3 separate regions of the Mus musculus genome follow, and all the other regions are linked to region 1. A link is a loop called in an ENCODE intact Hi-C map of the cell type or tissue named here. Cell type or tissue: left cerebral cortex. All regions are shown on one strand. Each heading gives the region's core, and the rest is flanking DNA. Links, peaks and the distances in the headings are about the cores only.

What was found. A loop is a pair of places that touch in the nucleus more often than their neighbours do. Peaks named below come from ENCODE experiments on the same cell type or tissue, not always from the same donor. Only the 100,000 strongest peaks of a DNase experiment are listed, where the experiment ranks them.
Region 2: a loop joins it to region 1, with 2.6 times the contacts of the local background. A loop is called at or near these places in 3 of 42 quality-filtered maps.
Region 3: a loop joins it to region 1, with 7 times the contacts of the local background. A loop is called at or near these places in 2 of 42 quality-filtered maps.

What each region holds. Positions count from the first base shown.
Region 1 is chr19:28,500,182-28,506,144 of GRCm38, forward strand. All of the region lies in intron 4 of Glis3 (GLIS family zinc finger 3), which reads right to left. Among named protein-coding and RNA genes, the nearest start is that of Gm35866, 140 kb to the left of the region's middle. In left cerebral cortex, for the core only: no CTCF peak of the experiment used is centred there; DNase peaks (open chromatin) are centred at 2,612 and 2,944; H3K27ac peaks cover 244 bases.
Region 2 is chr19:28,614,569-28,620,531 of GRCm38, forward strand. The region is part of intron 2 of Glis3 (GLIS family zinc finger 3); the gene reads right to left. Among named protein-coding and RNA genes, the nearest start is that of D930032P07Rik, 61 kb to the right of the region's middle. In left cerebral cortex, for the core only: no CTCF peak of the experiment used is centred there; a DNase peak (open chromatin) is centred at 3,378.
Region 3 is chr19:28,378,385-28,384,347 of GRCm38, forward strand. The region is part of intron 4 of Glis3 (GLIS family zinc finger 3); the gene reads right to left. Among named protein-coding and RNA genes, the nearest start is that of Gm35866, 17 kb to the left of the region's middle. In left cerebral cortex, for the core only: no CTCF peak of the experiment used is centred there; DNase peaks (open chromatin) are centred at 2,553, 3,224, 4,181, 4,342 and 1 more place; H3K27ac peaks cover 990 bases.

The DNA.
Region 1 (5,963 bases), core at 507-5,506:
GTTGCATAAGAAGCAGTAGGTTGATCCTGTGGTAGCAACACACCTGTTGTGACAAAGACACTTTCCCAAGTAGACCAGCAATCTTGCTGTCCCTGATGGATCTCTAAATCAACAGCAGCAAGCTACATGATTTCCCACTTGGGGCTCTTATGTATGAGTGTCTCTACCGCAGATACCAACAAAATAACTGATAACGAATAGCTCTTCTCTTAAACTCTCAACTTGAAAATGAAGGCACAATATTCCTAGAAACTGCCGTTAATTATGATCAGCAAATAGAATGATTCACACGTCTTCAGTGCTACTTCATGTGCATAATCAGCTAATAATCTAAACATCAACAAGAACCCAAAGACAGAGGACGCCTCGGAACGGGAGCTCCAGATGCGTACTCGAGTTTTCCTCCGGAAGATTTTTCTAATACATGCTGGTGTCTGAGGATATGTTTGTGCTCCGTGCACATCACAGTTGACATCCTGTCAAAACCAAGGGAAATAATTGCATCCCTGAGTAAGGGTATCATGCAGGCAGCAGTTTCAACGTGGTACGGCTTATCCGTGCCGATTTACTAACATCTCACTGTATACAGCCATGTGTGCTAGGAAGAAAACTTCTAGGTTCCTACCAAGATTCGGGCATAAAAACAAAATCGGTTACATCCCCAGTTCCACAGCCAGGAGAACAAAGGCAAAGGCATGAGGTGCAAACCTGCGCTTCTTCCCCTTAGAAATAAACGTTTAAAGAAATCAAAATCCTAAACGCTACATCTTTTTTTTTTTTTTTTGAGGTGGGGTGGGCAAGACATACGCCAGTTTGCTCAAGTCTTGAGGGAGAAGGAAAACAACCTATCTTATGAGATTATTAAGCTAACACTTCAGCAAGCCGCGGGCATGCTACTCATTTATTATACAAAACTGAGATCTCTGACAGTCCATAATTATGTGCTGCGAACTCTAATGAATAACTCGGCATCAGAAGGACTCACGAACTTTGATCAGTGTCCCGAGAGGCAGTGGGTCAAGATGAACCTTGAAATCTGATTAGCATCACCCATCCCTGTCCTGCATTCCAAAAAGACTATTTTTTGCCGCTCCTGACTCTTCACTTGGCTATTTCAAAGCATAATTCTGTCAGACATCTGAGAGCAATTAAAACAATATTAGTATTCACTTTCGAAACAGACTGAGGATGGAATATGCATGATTTCCTTCTTGTTTCACAACACCTCATTTGGCTCCTAAGCCCATGGTCATATTTTTAAAAAAAGTCCCATTTTAGAACCAGTACTGTATCCGATGAGTTATGGGCTGTAATTTGTAACTCATCCTCTGCAAAATGCCTATGTTTTCCTATAAAACACCAAGGTCTCAAGTAATGCTGTGTATAAGCTGAGTTATCTATATACCTTTTCCTCTGTTGCCCATTATTTTAAGACATAGGATTCAGAGTAAACTCTGATTTAATTGAAAATGGATCATTCAGAAAGGAATAGAACCATGATAGAACCATGCGCTTTTGATTCAAGGCATGCATGTGTGTGTGCATGCATGTTTTCTGTGTGTAAAACACATGTTCGTAGTTCTAAATGTCATTAAGCAGCAATGGCAAAAACGTGCCATTGCTGCAGTCCTTGCTGCACTCAAGGCAGACATTACTAAGCGATACTCTACTATTAACCAAGGCTAATATCTACAATCCTGTCATATGCCTTCAGCTGCTACAGGAAACATGGGTTTAAAATCATTTCAGAAACCCTATGTCCAGCCCTGAGTTTGACTTAGTATTAATGAATGTTTGAAATAGGTAAAGATATTAGGGTTCATGTTGTTCAACTGAAGTAAGGAAACTGAGAAATGACAGCATCCACACGATTTTTAAAGGCCACACAGACAAACGCCAGGATTTCTTTCTTTGAAATCTACATTCATTTTTCTTGGTATGATTTGTGTCACTGAAGATACATGCAAGGTTTAAGGGAAAAGGAGCTCAGAGAATTAGCTGGTGTGTTTTACAAGCCAACTCACCCCCAAACAAATGCTAAAAGGGGGGAAAAGAGCCATAAAACTCACTCCCTGTGAACTTGTGCAAGGTCAGTGTGAAGGTCACAGGATCTTGCCACACGCACCATTTTGTTTTATCAACACTGTCTGATTTCACTTGCTGATTCATGCAGTAACCACAGCGCGCGCGCGCACACACACACACACACACAGACACACACACACACACACACACACACACACACACACACACACACACAGACAGAGAGAGACAGAGACAGAGAGAAACCCTTTCTAGGGGATGACGGTGCCCATATCTGACCACTCTAGATTTGTTTCTGCTGCAGGAGATCTCCCGGCTCCCCCGAGGCTCACAGAGGATCATTCTGAGCCAGACATCCAGGGTTCGGGGTCCAGTTACTATGTACACGTACAAAATACAATGGTCCCTCCAGTAGGTTGAGCTTAATAAAACGTGAGTGCTTTTAGTCATTAGCATTAAGATAGACAGAGAGACAGAGTGGGGACATATTCCAGTAGTAAAGCATTTGCCTTATATATGGAAAGTCCCCATCATCACAAGAACAAACACCCACAGAACAATCCAAAGTTGTTTAAGAAGAAAGAAAAATCAACTACAAAGTCTTCCAAACCCAGCAGCTCATCACATACACACACTAGAGAGAGAGAGAGACCTTTCTAGACTCCCCTGAAATTTCAAGCTCTCCTAGATATTTTTTCTCTAACTTGAAGAACCCTTAATAGAAATTGGGAGGGGGGTGGAAAGGTAGGGCCAACTGCTAGTGCTCTGATACAGAAGCCTCCAGCAGGTTCTCGGTGGCAGAGGAAAAGAGCCACAGGAAAGGACTTCACCCAAGCAGACGAGGAGGAGCAGCTGGGGAGGAGGTGGAAGTGGGTGACAGAGATAGGGAGCCAGAAACAGAGCTGTGAGGAAGAAGGGGAAAAAAAGGCTGAGCATCGAAGGGTGGTGGTTAAAATAACTCATGGTAACAGAGTGCTCTTTGTTAGCATACACTGCTCTTTGTTATCACACATTACGGAACGTTATAAACAACAGAAGCCGTACGGCGAAGCTGTACAGCAAGCTCTGAGCGCCGGTGACCTAACAAGCTCTCTGGCTCCTTCCTCCTGCACAGCCACGCTGTTTACAGAACACCACGGTAGGACTGTGGCTGCTAACTGGTACATCCCTGTCCACTCAGAGCAACGGTCCGTGATGCTTGGCACCATGTCCTCTACAGAAGCCTTCTCCATTCCTCCTACCCATGTTAACATCAGAGGAGGCAGGCAGGCCTGGGCCCATCTGTGATGGGGAGCATCACATTCTATAAGCAAAGAGATGCAAACCTTTATGGAACCTAGTTCTGAGGAAGTCCAAGGAAAATGATATGGGGTGGATTTATATTCAACAGAAATGAGAGGACAGCTTGCTAGGGAAGGCAGGGGACAGACCATGTTCCGTGGCAGAATGTCCCTGGAGGTGGCTCCACCGAGCTTTCCCATCTCCCTACCTTGACTCCTCCTTTCAGGCTTCAGACTATCAGCATCCTCTTGCCTCCTGGGGCCTATTCAGCATCACACTAATCAGCAACCCAGGGGTGAATTCACCAAACAGGTAACTTGAAGAGAGGTCTCACCAACTCTCTTTCTTTTCACTATCTGCCTCAGAGCCAAGAGTGAGAGTCGGTGTTCCCCGACTTTCCTTGGGACTCCACTCTGCCATTAACTTCCTGCCAAAGTCTTTTCTCCATAGAAATCAAGGCTACTTCTCAAGCCTAACGTCAACAAACTAACACCACGGTAGCTACCCAGCTACAGAAGTGCTCAGCCACGGAGGAGGAGGCACTCCCGTGTTCAGTTCTGGCCACACTCACAAGTTCACTTGACTCCTGTCATTCCGGTACTCTGGAATCACTTCGGCATTCTGATGGCTTTGAAACTGACCAGTTTAACTGCTGACTTCTCTGTCATGTTCTCGTATCACTTCCTAGGCTTCAGTTTGGGAATACTCTGTTCCTCTGGACTGCCGGCTCTTTCAGCAGTAGAGCGTTTGTCTAAACTCAGCTGTCCCTGCTCAGCAGGTCCACAATACCTGAGGTGGAGGGTGTCTTCATCTTCAGAGCCTGCCCATTGCCTTCGTATGCTCACTCAGGCTTGCCTGCTTCTACTGCACGCAGCCCTTTCTGTACCCTGGCCAGCTGCTAAAATAGCAGCTGTCCTAGACGATGGCAGCTTCTCTGTCCCAGCCTTCACGTGGCGTTAAGAACTTTCCTTCCCTGAGACAACTGCACTATGTGCCCCTACTATGTCTGTATTACATCATCTACTTCCCTCCACCCTTTTTTATGGCATCTAACCTTTATAGGATCATAAGATTACTGTCTCTAAATGTGTGCCTGCATCTCTAGACATTTATCCATCACTGAATAGATCCTATTCAAGCATACATTTTCTTTTTTGTCAAGTTTACTTATTTGTTGTATGTATATGAGTACACTGTAGCTGTACAGATGGTTGTGAGCCATCATGTGGTTGCTGGGAACTGAACTCAGGACCTCTGCTCGCTCCGACCCCCCTCACTCCAGCCCAAAGTTTTATTTATTATTATGTGTAAGTACACTGTAGCTATCTTCAGACACACCAGAAGAGGGCATCAGGTCTCATTACGGATGGTTGTGAGCCACCATGTGGTTGCTGGGATTTGAACTCAGGACCTTTGGAAAAGAAGTCAGTGCTCTTAACCACTGAGCCTTCTCTCCAGTCCCTTCAAACATGCATTTCCCACTCTCTATCTGAGTACAGAGCTCTTTGAGCCCAGGACTCACCCTGCCTCTATCCTTGGTCTTGTTAAAGAAGCTTCACAATGGGCCAAGCCTCAGCTACACTCTCTGTGCTGTGCCTCCAACTGCATACAGGACAGCAGTCCGCCCCTCCCTCCCGAGTTACCAAAGCAAACTTCCCTAATCCCCACTGTCTCAGGGAACAGGTAATACTAACTTTCATATTGTACTGGGAGTTCTCCAAGGTCAAGATTCCACTGTGGGCACAAATCACCAGAATCTAACATGGCACAAATGCAGAATGCCTTTCTCATTGAATTAAACTGAAATTGGTGAAATTGCAAAAAGATCTTTTAGAATTAAATCCTTAGTAATCAACTAGATGAAGGGAGTTCTCGGCAAGTGAATGTCTTATTTTCAATGCACATCTTTTTGTGGGGTTGTGGATTTCTTTCCCCACGTGTCCTGTTGAGTGAAAAAAGGAGAGGGCTGGGCAGTTTGTGCCTGGATTTGAGGGATCGTGAACTCTGCACCATCCCTGCATAAAGCTATCTCCTTTTGATCTCAACCCCCACAAAACGTTACAGACTAACCAACCGTGGACTATCTGGGAGGAGTCTCACACTGGGTCACGTCTCCCTCCATCAGGGATCCCAGCTCATCCCCATGGCCTCCACAAACTGACAGCCATCTCCTGCCATTTAACAGATGTGGTTTTCCTAAGAAATGGCAGCATTTAAAATGAGGAAAATCCACAATTATATTTATTTGAAGCCAATAAACCAAGTTGATGAAGAAATCTAAAATACTAATAGGTAAAAAAGATAACTAGATTTACCGTGGCTCCACTGAATGCCGAGGCAGTCTTTTTCTCTCTTATTTAGAATATGGATAAATATATTTTTTTTTACTTCCCAACTTACATTAGCAAAACATAGTTTGAGTGAAATCTCTGAATATATGTGCATCTGAAATGCATGCAGGGCCACGACTGCCTGACCAAAAAGTTTCTGAGGTGAAACACAAAATGGAAAATGGATTCTGAAAGGCCAGCCTTTCGTGGGAAAATAATCAACAATTTCCTGGCAGACTGAAAGTCCAGTTTCTCTGGACCATTAAGTAGCCTGTCTGAAAGGCCTTGCTTCAGAGAAGAGCAAACAGG
Region 2 (5,963 bases), core at 601-5,600, 110 kb after region 1:
AAGCTTTAACAGAAAGCAGGATAATTGCTCAGAAAATAAATTCTGCTCTCTGATGATCCTGCCACAAAAGCTTTCAAGTACACATTTTTGTGGAAAGGATGCAGCGGCCAAATTGACCCATATTCTGTTTCGGAGCTATTAATGTGTCAAATGGTTAACCCCAGCAGGCAGAGAATTCACGCGAGCATGGTCTGAGAAGATCGTCTTCTGAATTACTTTAAGTGTCACAACATGTGTCAGAACCCAGCAGCCAATCAAAATCTCCACTTGTACCATGACTCTATGGCCGTGCGATTCAATTCCCCCCTTATTTGCTGAGCGTACCCTGTGAGCTGGTACTAGGCACCCCTGGAAGAAAAAAACAACGCTTTTTTTCCGAGGTCCATGAGCCCCTCCTGCCCCAGAAGAAGCTAGAGAACCCATGTAAAATGCCAAAAAGGGTACATGTGCCTTCTCTTTTGCTTAGCTTCAGCAATGTCCTTTTACCCCTGGTCATGAAATCTCCAAGGCTGCTGCATTATTTTCTAAGACCAAGGTTATTTAATAATTTTGCCTCTTGACTAAAATGCATTTTTCCCTAGTTACCATGGCTCCGAACACCATTGAGATTACAAATTGTGCAGTTGGGAAATGTGTTAGAATATCAAGTTCATTTTGTAAACTAGGAAAAAAATAACAACAATCTTAACTTTGCAAAGCTACTCAGTAGCTTGTAACAACTACTAACCATTTATCTAGGGGGGGGGGATATTAGATGACAGGTTCACTTGAACTTGAAAATCATTTACCTACCTTACTTGGCTATGTCAGTACAGGAAAATGAGATAGCACCCTCCACTTTGAAAAAACGTGTGGTCATCAAGCTAAAAATGATGGCTCTCCGTGTAGAGGTAAGCCAAGAAAAGAGAAGGTGAAAATGCTTTTTCAAGCAGAAAAGGACAAAACTCCCTCAAGATCACCACTGGCTCCCTTCTGGGGAAGAAAGATGTCTAAGCAAGAAAGTCATCTCCATGAAAGTCATCCTTCCCCACCTTTGAGTGTCCAGGTGCTATCAGAAGCGTCCATACACAGTAGCTCCACTGAGAGGGAGGGGAGAAAGGGGGGAGGGGGAGGGAAGGAGGGAAGGGAGGGAAGGGAGGGAAGGGAGGGAGGGAGGGAGGGAAGGGAGGGAGGGAGGGAGGGAGGGACGGAGGGAGGGAGGGAGGGAGGGAGGGAGGGAAAGAGAGGGAGAGAGAGATGTTTACACACAGAGAGACTTTCCATTGGAGAGGGAAACCTCTTCCTTTGTTCTGTGGAGGAAAGATCTGGGCCTATCATTTAAGGTGGACAAAGAAGCCCCGTGGGCCTTACTAAAAGATTCATTAAGAAAAGATCCCTGGATTTCCCAAGGCTCTGTTTCATTTTCTAAGCATCGAAAACCCTGAAGCTTCATAATAATGCCACGTCCTGGGTCCATGCCACAAAACCATCTTTCTATGATTTTGTTTCTATGCAATGAGTGTTCCCATCAGCAGCTTCCATTCCCAAGCCCCGCTGAAAGCTACAGACTATGAAAACATGTCTGTCTGATGTAACCACTTCAAAGTTTCCTCCTAACTCCATGTTACTACAAAGTCATGTTCCAACTCGGTGTCTGTCTCCTTTGGTACTATGACAATACCATGTTGGCATTTGCCTTTCTTTAAAAGAAAGGCAAACTCAGTGTTTTGTTTTGTTTTTTCTTCCTAAATCCTTTTCAGAAATGGCTCAGCAATATAAAGCCAGACACACAGGGATCCAAAAATCAAATGGTTCTAATGAAACTCTTAATTCAAATCTAACTGCCACTCTGATGCTGGGCTCCGTGTTCCTTGGTGCAACATCCCACTGTGGTCTTGCTAATGTTTGAGAAAATCATATTCACATAAATTTATTACATATGCTCAGAAGAGAAATTTTTAAGCTTTGAGTTTTGCTTCTTAAATAGACATGCCAGGGCACTTTTCCCTCCTTAGTTCTAAATTACTACCATGCAAGAAGACAATATGGATTGAATTGGCCAATTCATTGGACTTTCAGACCCAGGGCCCTGGTTCTAAAAAGCAGGTTGAGAGAGCCAAGGTTCAACAGCAACCAACAGAGATGCAGAGCAGGTAGATCTTTGTTTTCAGCCTTGGTCCAATGTTCCTGTGCTTTCCAGCTCAATTCACTCAAAGTCTAAAGCAGCCCAGGATTCACGTTTCCAAACTCCCCTGCATCTCCCTGGTAAGGTTTTCTTACCATAGCTATGGTTCTGTTAACAGTCAGTCTCTGGCAAGGAGGGGACTGTCACCACAGAGAGAAATGAAGCAGAGTAAGAATGTCACATACATTAGATTAAAAGTCAAAATCCCTTCCCTCTTGAACAGTAAATTGGAATCTATCTGATTCACACAATGCCATGGGAGAACGAAGACCTCGGTGAGTTAACGAGTGAGAATTCAAAGAGAAAGGGGGCCAGGAGCTGTGGGTGTGCAGCATGCGCGAGGCAAAATGAACAAAGGACGGGGGTCACACTGCCAGCGTCAAGACCGGTGTGCTTTTATAAGCCCATTGTGTGATCTCCCCCACCGATACAGAATTATTCAACGTGGACTGCAAGCATGAAGTGGGGAACCAGCACGACAAGTTTATGGATATAACACTGGTGAACCTCAAATCCTAACAGCCAAAGCAGACTTTCATGCTTTAAAAGGCATGGTTGCCAAAGAACCCAGCATAGTGTGAGCTCTTTCACCGGGTTCAGACCTCAGACCTCTCCACGGGCCACCAGTCACAAAGCACGGAGACCTTTAGAAAAAGAGTGCGCAGGACCAGGAAGACATTTCCATTGGTAAAGTGCTTGCTAAGCAAGCGTGAGGACCCGAGTTGGATTCCCCGGACACAAGACAAAAAGCAGGGCACAGTAAAGTGTGCCTGGAATCCCAACATTGGGGAGCCAGAGACCTAGACTTGATGGCTAGAGAGCCTACTTGCATGAGTGAACTGTGACTTCTACTCTTGTGTACACACACACACACACACACACACACACACACACACACAAAGAATAGCCTTCTTTGCATTACTATTTCCAGTACTTGTCCTCTCACTGGAACTATAGACAGGCAAGCGATTCCTAAGAAAGAGGGGCAGAATTGGCAGAGAGATTTCTAAGACTGAAAACCTCCATGACTCTGCACTAATATACAGTGTGTGGTGCAGGAACAGCCCACGTGTCTGAGAGTATCACGTCTATAGAAACAGACTATGAGATGTGCTTTGGATCAAAAGAAAGCTACCTACTGCACTCTCAGCTCCCCACGATTGTTCCTTTGGAAAGCAAGCCTTCTGTGTCTGTCTGAAAGTGCTAAGCTCCAAAAAGGAAAGAGTAGGAAGTGTCTGTATAGTAGTCACAGGCCCCGGGCCAGGGTCCTGGATCTGGTCCCTTAGCAACTAACTCTTGTACAAAAGCGACACCTCGTTTTCTAGTCACTTTCTGTTGACATTCAAAAACCATAACTCAAGGAAACTTTAAATGAGCAGAGATTTCTGTGGGATTCAATTCCGCAGCAGCATAAAGTGGTATTTAATATACAACCAACAGGCAATGGTGGCCTCTGTAGAACTTGTGGGGTGAGACTTACAAGCAGGAAGGTCTAACGATGGATCCTGTGGAGTTAAAAGGCTCATCAAAACAGGCTTTCCTTCCTCCTGTCTATCTGCTTTAAGATTAACGTTGACGCCGATGTGACAGAGGTGGCACAGTGTGACAAGCACGGACTCCTGGCCTCTATGTCTAACATGCTCTCTGCCGTGCTCACCATCTCCCCCGGTGACTCCAGTCAAAAAGCCAAATGTCACCACACAGGTGAATAATTCCTCCCTTCTATCCTCATTCTGTCAGTTAGCAAACTATGAAGGTATCTCCAGAATCCATCACGCTTCTGCCTACCCATCCTCAATACACTTGCCATGACTTAAGCCACGGCTGACCAGGGGAACTCCGCATGCATGGAAGGAACCATCGGAGGAACCATCCGATACAGCACAGAGACCCGAACACATTTCAAGTTCTCTCTAGCATCATGTGGTTGGGATTTTTGTGGATTATGGTGGGATTTGTTAACTTGAGTAACTGCAAGGCAGTGATGACTACAGAGGAGTATGTGGGACAGGGCTCAATAGTCCTGTGCTCAAATGTCCCCAATTTGGTCAGGAGCAAGGTCCCTTGTAAGCTGCTTCCTGGATCCTTCTAAAGTGTTCCTGTTGTTTGGTGAGAGATGTCTTGCTTTCTGGTATTGTAAGCTATTTTAGGTTCGTTTGCTTTAGTTCTGGAATCAGTCGTATCTACAGAGAACCAGATCTTTCCATGTGCAGTGGTATTTAGAAAACAAGTGCTAGACATACTCACTGTGACAGAAGTGTCACTGCTCCTTGGCTCTCTCAGGAAGGACGCCTGGCAAATAATTTAAAACCATTACCATGCACATTACACACACGCAGACCCATGTATCTATCGTACCTGTATCTACCTGCACAGAGACCCTAAAATACAGGAACTGCGTGAGGACCTCCATCTCTATTCCAACCTCCCTGCGTTTTATTCTCGTTTTACATCTGTCTGCCACACTATCTTCTTCCCCCCGACAGCAAGAACTCTGCTTCTATTCCGATTTGGTTTGCTCATTTTCTTTGTTTCCTTGCTATGTGAGCTCTCCTGGGCCCTAATCTCTCCAAGACAGCAGGTGCACTGAGCAAGTCCTCACCCTTGCTTTACTCGCTACTGGTCAACTGCACAAATGGCAGGCAAGGCTCTCTACCTCCCTCATCTGATTGGCACTCCTTGTCTTCCTTCAAAAAAAAAATCCATCCACGTGTTCTGCTGCAATATGGCTAAAGCAGAGAATGCCTACTAATGTCAGATCAGTAGCTAGTGTTTTGTTTCACCTGCTTTCAGCACAGGTGAAAGAAAAGTGACTGAGTTGCAAACATTCATGTAATAGTTTAAGGCTCCTGAGTTTGATCTCATTTACTAAGAAGTAGGCTCAGTGGGTTGGCAAAGCTTTTCCAGTAACAAAACAAATGTCGCTAGCGATGTACCATTACAGTGTGAAAAAAAAAAAACCTGCAAAGTTAGAATTTGGAATAAAACTAATAAATTTAGAAGGGAGGACAGAATTGGAAAATACTGAGTGCAAAAGACAGAGGGCAAAAGTTTGATGATGGCTAAATATTAAATAATCTATATGTTCACATTTTATTAATCACTTATGAGTTAGTAGACACAAAACATTTATTAAGTTTATAGTGGAGAAATATGGCCCCAGCTTTCTTAACCGAAGGATGGAGGTGAACATCACCAACACGGGACAAATCACTGCTTCCTGGTCTGGAGCACTAACAACCATCGTTTCTGGAGCACATCTGCCCACAGTGCAGAGCCTGGGCCTCTGCAGGGGAAACCACTGACTCAGTGACTGGACCAGCACACTGCTGAGTGCTCTCGGTGCTGCGAGGCCACCAAAGGCTAACAAGGAGAAAAGCGCTGAGACACTGTCCTTGATTAAAGGAGACTAGAGAAACGTGGGGCTGAGCTGGATCCTAGAGCACAAAGAAGAGAAGAGTGGAAAAGGGTTTCTTTCTTCTCTAACAAGGAATGTGCACTGAAGTATTTCAAAGTATTGAAACAACATGTCTACCACTTATCCTCAAATGATTGAGAGAAAACCGTATACATGTAGGTCAAACCACTTGACATTTTTCATGAACAAAGAGGGAGAATAATAAGGCAAAAATCAAGCAAAAAAATGTTAAAATTCAGAAAATCTGGGTTACAAGCATATAGAAAACCTTTTAAGTTTTGGGTTTTTTTTACATATTTTGAGACCGTGTAGCCCAAGCTTGTCTCAAACTCAGTTCGAAGCTGAGGAGAGCCCTGAACTTCTGCTCCACCTTCAAATGCA
Region 3 (5,963 bases), core at 601-5,600, 120 kb before region 1:
GGCAAAGAGAAAGGGCCATTTTACTAACTCTCTACTGTATGCCAGGTCATAGAATCTGATGTATTCACAAGAATTTCCTGATTAAAATTATGAATGACTTGGGCCCCCTGTATTAGGGAGGGCATCATGCAGCCTCAAGGGAGGTTACACGTGATGCCTAGCAGTGTGAGCTGGGACCTGGGGAAGACTGAGAAATCCCAAAGCCCCTCATTCCTCCTTCTCTACTCGGAAACCACCAAAGTTTCTAACAGGCTTCTCTTGAGTTCAAGATCTTGCCTGATGCTTCATTTGGTCAAACACGTAACAAACAAGAGTTGGGCTGGATGGTGGGTATCTCAGCAAATGCTAATGAGTTGGGATAGAGTCCTTGTCCTAAAGAAGCCTAGATACAAGGAGGCAAGCATGCCAAGAACTCAATACAAAGTGATATAAAGTAAAGGAAAGTAAAATAAATGACTGCGCAATTCTGAGATGTTACCACGTAAAAGGGGTAACTCTGGAGGTAAGTGTCAGAGTATGAATAGAAACTCTGTTATCTGGCAGTGCTAAAAGAAAGCTAGCCAAACAAAACAAAACACAAAGAAACAAAGAAACAAAAACAACAAAAATAACACCTAAGAATCACCAAGGTCTAAGGGCTGGAAAGCAAGACCATAGGAGAAAGCTGCAAGAAAGCCCCGTAAGCCATGGTGAAGAGCTACAGGGACAGAGGTCTGCACTGGGCTGCAGGCGGCTCTAGCTGAGCCTTGGATCCTACTCTGTATTAATGAACCTCTGTGTTGTGAGCCAGCAAAGGGTAAGTAAGGCCTGTACTGTGCTCTGAATAGATGTGACATTCTCACATTCTTATACTGATTGGTAGAGTTTCAGTGACCTTCAGAAGTTTATGGGGTCAGCAGAGTTTTGCTGTCATGATTGGAAGCAACACCCTCCTAACAGGGGTCTCCATGAAGAACAGGAAGAAGGCACTGAACAGCAGCATCCCTCTCATGCTGGCTTGGTCTTGATATCCCCAATCTTTAGCATGAGAAATACATAGGTTTCTGTGGTTTAGGAGCCAGTCAGTCTAGTATATTTTGTTACTGCAGCTTACAAGTAGTAAAACAGCTATAAAACTAAAATCAGACTACAGAGACCCTCTGAAGAAAACGTTATCCATGGGCTTCCTGTGATACAATGAACAACTCCATTCCAAACCACACATTTGTCTATGGCTTCACAACTGTGTTTTCAGGTCCTGTGATTTGAAATGTTTTAACTTATTACAGATACAATTATAAATTTCAATGTGTGTATCAGTCTGAACACATGAGAAAAATCCCTCATAGTCCCTGTTTGGCCCTCCAAAAACATAAGTTGGTAACCAGTAATCTACACTGTATATTCTACCATCTTTAGTAGTTTACTAGTTCTTTTAACTTGGCCATTGAGACACAATAGTGTTTGCAATCATACAAATCTATTTTACTTATGACTCCAACAGGCAAGAACATTGGGATTTACCAAACAGAAGCCATGGAATAGCTGCTTTCCCTAAAAAAAAAAGAACAAAAGTGTTTTGACTTCATAGGGTAAAAACATGTGAATGTAAGATCACCTGCTGCATTAGACCCCACCGGGGGTCTTCCGGTGATCCTCTGCATTTTAGGGGGTGCTATGTTCAGATTAAAAAACTTTTCTGCATAGTGTGCCAACAAGTCTGACATGACTAGTCTCTCTTCCTCACGCAGACCTTGTGGGAATTGAAATAAGAACCACTAGGACAGTGGTTCTCAACCTGTGGGTTGTGACCCCTTTGAGAGTCACTTGTCAGAAAACCTGCATATCAGATATTTACATTATGATTCCTAGTGGTAGCAGAATTACAGTTATGAAGTAGTAATGAAATAATGTTATGGTGGGGGGGGTTACCACCCCATGAGGAACTGTATTAAAGGGTCACAGCATCGGAGAGGCTGAGAAGCACTGCCTAGAAAGCCACATGAAGGGAAGATGATGTGGAAATCAGTAATACTGAGCATATATGATATGACTACATCTATCCACAAGACTAAGAAGGTAGCAGAGGGCAGATCCTTCCTTCAACTGTCCTCGGAGGATGCTTGCACTGCTGACACCCACACACTAGAAATAGCCTTTGTGCGGCAGGCGTTGGCTTATTGCATGTGACTTGCAGTGATGCTGACACTCAGCCCACGATAAAGTCATGAAAGCACTGTGTTTTGGTGGGTTAGCGGCTGATAATCATTTATTTACCACGCACTCTAATGATCTGCACTCGGCTGTAGGATTTACCACCCTGGGATGATGAGGGAAAACTAGCCCTTGGTGTGCCAATGAAACCTGCCAAGAGTGAGCTGAGCGCTTGTCCACTGGAGCCTCTCAGAACTGTCATTTTGTTCTTTGTCCAAGTTTTTCATAGGAACATAGTTTGAAAGATCCAGTTGTTTCTTTCAGTGTCCCGATGTCCCGCCAAACCAAATTCAATTGATTGAAATATAGCCTGCTGATGCTTTTGTAGGGCTGAAGAAGCGATGGCAACCTTCCACCTCTTTGCTGCATGGTGTAATTGGCCTGCCATAGAGAATTGGGAAATTCTAACACATTCCCCATTTGGCCGAGCTCACCAATTATTCCCCAGTTGCTATCAGAGCCGCAGACTTTCCTTTTTGGGGGTCATTAAGCTTGTCAAAACTAATTTGTCACCACAACTGCTGACCCTCATTGCTCTGACAGCAGTACAAGGATCACCCTAAATAGACTCTTGCATTTCAAGAAAGTAAATGGCTCGTCAGGACCTGCTCTGCTCTTGCTGTGGAGCTGATAGTGGCCTTCTGCCCTCAGAAGACGTGGAAACAGTATCCCTTAAGTGACGAGGGTCACAAAGCCCATGTACCAATCATTCCGCTGTTACAGAAGAAATAAACATGTAAAACGAATAAACGCCTGGAATACAGGACTGAACCTGATATGTGACAAAAATATGCTGTTCTCCAACTATGACAAACTCTGAATATATTACACCATCTCTCCATGCAACCACCCAATGGAAGTCAGGTGGAATTAAACATGCCATAAATCATGAGTCCTTAATAAGCCAGTCAGAATAACATTCTTTGAAAGTTTCTTGATTGTAAATGCAAAAATATTCCAAAGTTAAGGTTGCCAACATTCAAAAGGAAGGAGGAAAGTCGCTCCGAGGAACCAGCATCCCACTCCGAAACCGCACTTTGGGCGCTCACTCATGCTGAGAAGACTGCCCAACCATTTGCTCGAGTTGGCAGTTTTAGGCAGCCTGCGCACAAGTCTCTGCACAGGCAGACAAAGCAGGGTCGGGGATTACGACCCCTATCTACAAGGAGCTCTTTGGTGACTGCCATTCCCAGATGACAAAAAGTTCCATTAAGTCCTTCAAGGCCCAGGGTTCCATTTAGGATATATGAACTAAGGAAACTTACCCCAATAAAAAGAGATGAATTATAATCCCAAGGCCACTTCACATAAACACGGAAGAAAGCAGCACCACTCAAAGCGTGTTCAGTTTTTTATTCCAAAACATATTAGAAGCCAAGGCTAAAGTAATGGGCACCAACTCTCCTCTTGGTGACACGGCAGATTCAATACAACGGTCACTTTTGTAAAGAAGGGGAGTCTGCCCTCATGCTTCACTGGACTCTCCCCCAAGCATTCTTAATTTTCTTTCCTGTTAAAAGGGTTACCAGTTCTCTAATGGAAATTAACACTGTTGGTGAGTAATTGGCCACAGGGTCTGGGCTGCTTGAGAAAGACCCAGGCTTTAGCTGTTTACTCCCATTTATACAAACAAATCTGTAAGCTGACAGTTGGCCACTGATGTCATGCCTCTGAGCGGTTCTGTGCTTGCTTCTTGCTTCTCTCCTGAGAGGAGAACACAGGACAGCTGGGGAGCAGCACAGGGGGGGGGGGGGGGGGAGACTAGGAAGGTGGGGGAGGGGCGAGGCGGCATGCCTTTGGAGTCACAGATGCAGCTGAATTCTAATGATGTCACTTCATTTTCTCTCAGGCAATGGCGACCCCACCTCCCAAGCCATGCACTTTCAATGAGGAGTAAAGCTAAAATCTTGGCAAGGCGCAGAGAGTAGCAACGTCCTGAACCGGCAGCCAAGATCTGGATGTGAATTTTAAGTTGTTTTCTCCCCCACATGTCCAACGAGATCTGTTATAATTTCAGAAAGGGGAAAAATAGATTTATTGATGGCTAAAAAGCCACATTTCAGAGTTGCCAGTGCTAATCAATAACTGGAATTTGACAAAAGACCGTGTTCCACTCAATAATGAAAAGGACACACATATAAAGGCAAGTATAATTACGTGGTATAAATAAGGGAGAAGTTGCCAGAGACTGCATGCTGCCAAGTGCCTCAAATATGCATGTTCTTTGAAAGACTTATTTTTGTGTCTATGGAGGATGAATAAACCTCACAAGGGAAAAAAAAAAAGGCTCTTCCCAAACCTTTGCTCATTTCTGGAACTGCACTCTTTCTACAGGTTCTGCGACGTCTGACTGGGTTTTCCATTCATTTGACATGTCCGCACGTCCGTCCTTATAGAGCTCAGGAAAACATAAATGAACTTACAGTGAGAAAATGCTGGGGGTAAGAGGATTGTTGCCCCCAGGACTTCTCTGCTACTGGGGGCTCCTTGTTCCTACATGGGCGTAAATGCTGTAGCCCTGTGAAGTCTGAGTGACCAGAGAAAGCTGAGGATGTTCTGGGTCTCAGCCAAGAGGAGTTCTCACCTTCAAGGCTGCTCTCTGCATCATGGGTCCCTCTCCTCTCACATCGAGATCAGATGAGGAGGAACGTTAATTACTGAACTGTATGACAGCTTCCTCCTCAACCCCAACTTTAACACCTACAGGTAGGGGCACTTAAGAGTAGGCCTGTGTTGGGCTGCTCAGCTCCAAGAATACAGGGGAGACCATGTTGGATGTCTTCACCAAAACACGTGACCTTACTGTGAAGCCGGAGCGGGCTCTGGACTCATGGGGACACCACAGACAATGTTTTCCAGTGCATCGAGTACAGAAAGGGTAACTCCTGCATAGACAGTGCAAGGGAAGACCTTCTATGTCCCTTAAGTCAGATGGAAATTTTACTTCTGAAACAGATTTGTCACGAAGACACTATGAACAGGACATTACACCCCATCAGTAACTTGGAAGCTATCTGCAGTCTGGGAGGGTGCATAGGTTCCTTCAGACTGCCAGACACATTTTAAATAAACAACTACATCAGCACACTGAAGGGCAGAAGTTCCTGACAGCTGTATATACTTCCCAAGTAGACACACACAGAGAGAGCTAAGAGGCAGTATCAGGGCTAGCCGGCCATCATCTCTACCGAGAGGGTGGATTATATTTACCATAGATGGATGGTACTAATTTAGGAAACCGCCAGTAAATGCTATAGATCTCTCCTCAGTCTCTCACATAGCCTTTTGTAGACAGAAAGATAAATCTGAAGCTAAGAGTAAGCTCATTTAATTTTCACCTGACAACCAGTAATAACAGAAGCGTCTTACAAAGGTTGCGTTTCAATGAAAAGAATCCATTACTGGGCATATAAAACACGTTTGCATTAATTACATTCCTTTGCACTGCATTTGACAAAACGTCAAGAACTCGACCCTGCCCTCCATCTACACATACAGCCTAGCATCACCAAAAGGGGGTAGCATATGAGCAGAATTCTGCTTGTTACCTCCACAGTTCTTCTTCTACTAGGGCAGGAACTCAATCAAGTACTCTGTACTTTAGTTACTACATATAATTAGGTGGGATGTTCTGAAATGAATCACCAAAAATATTACCAGGCATATAACAAGGGTCAAGTATTCCCTACCAGGCGACTTTTCTGTGTTTCCAATATTGCTTGTGTTTGGAACAAACCTTACTCTTCATGCTAGGAAATTTAAAAGAACAA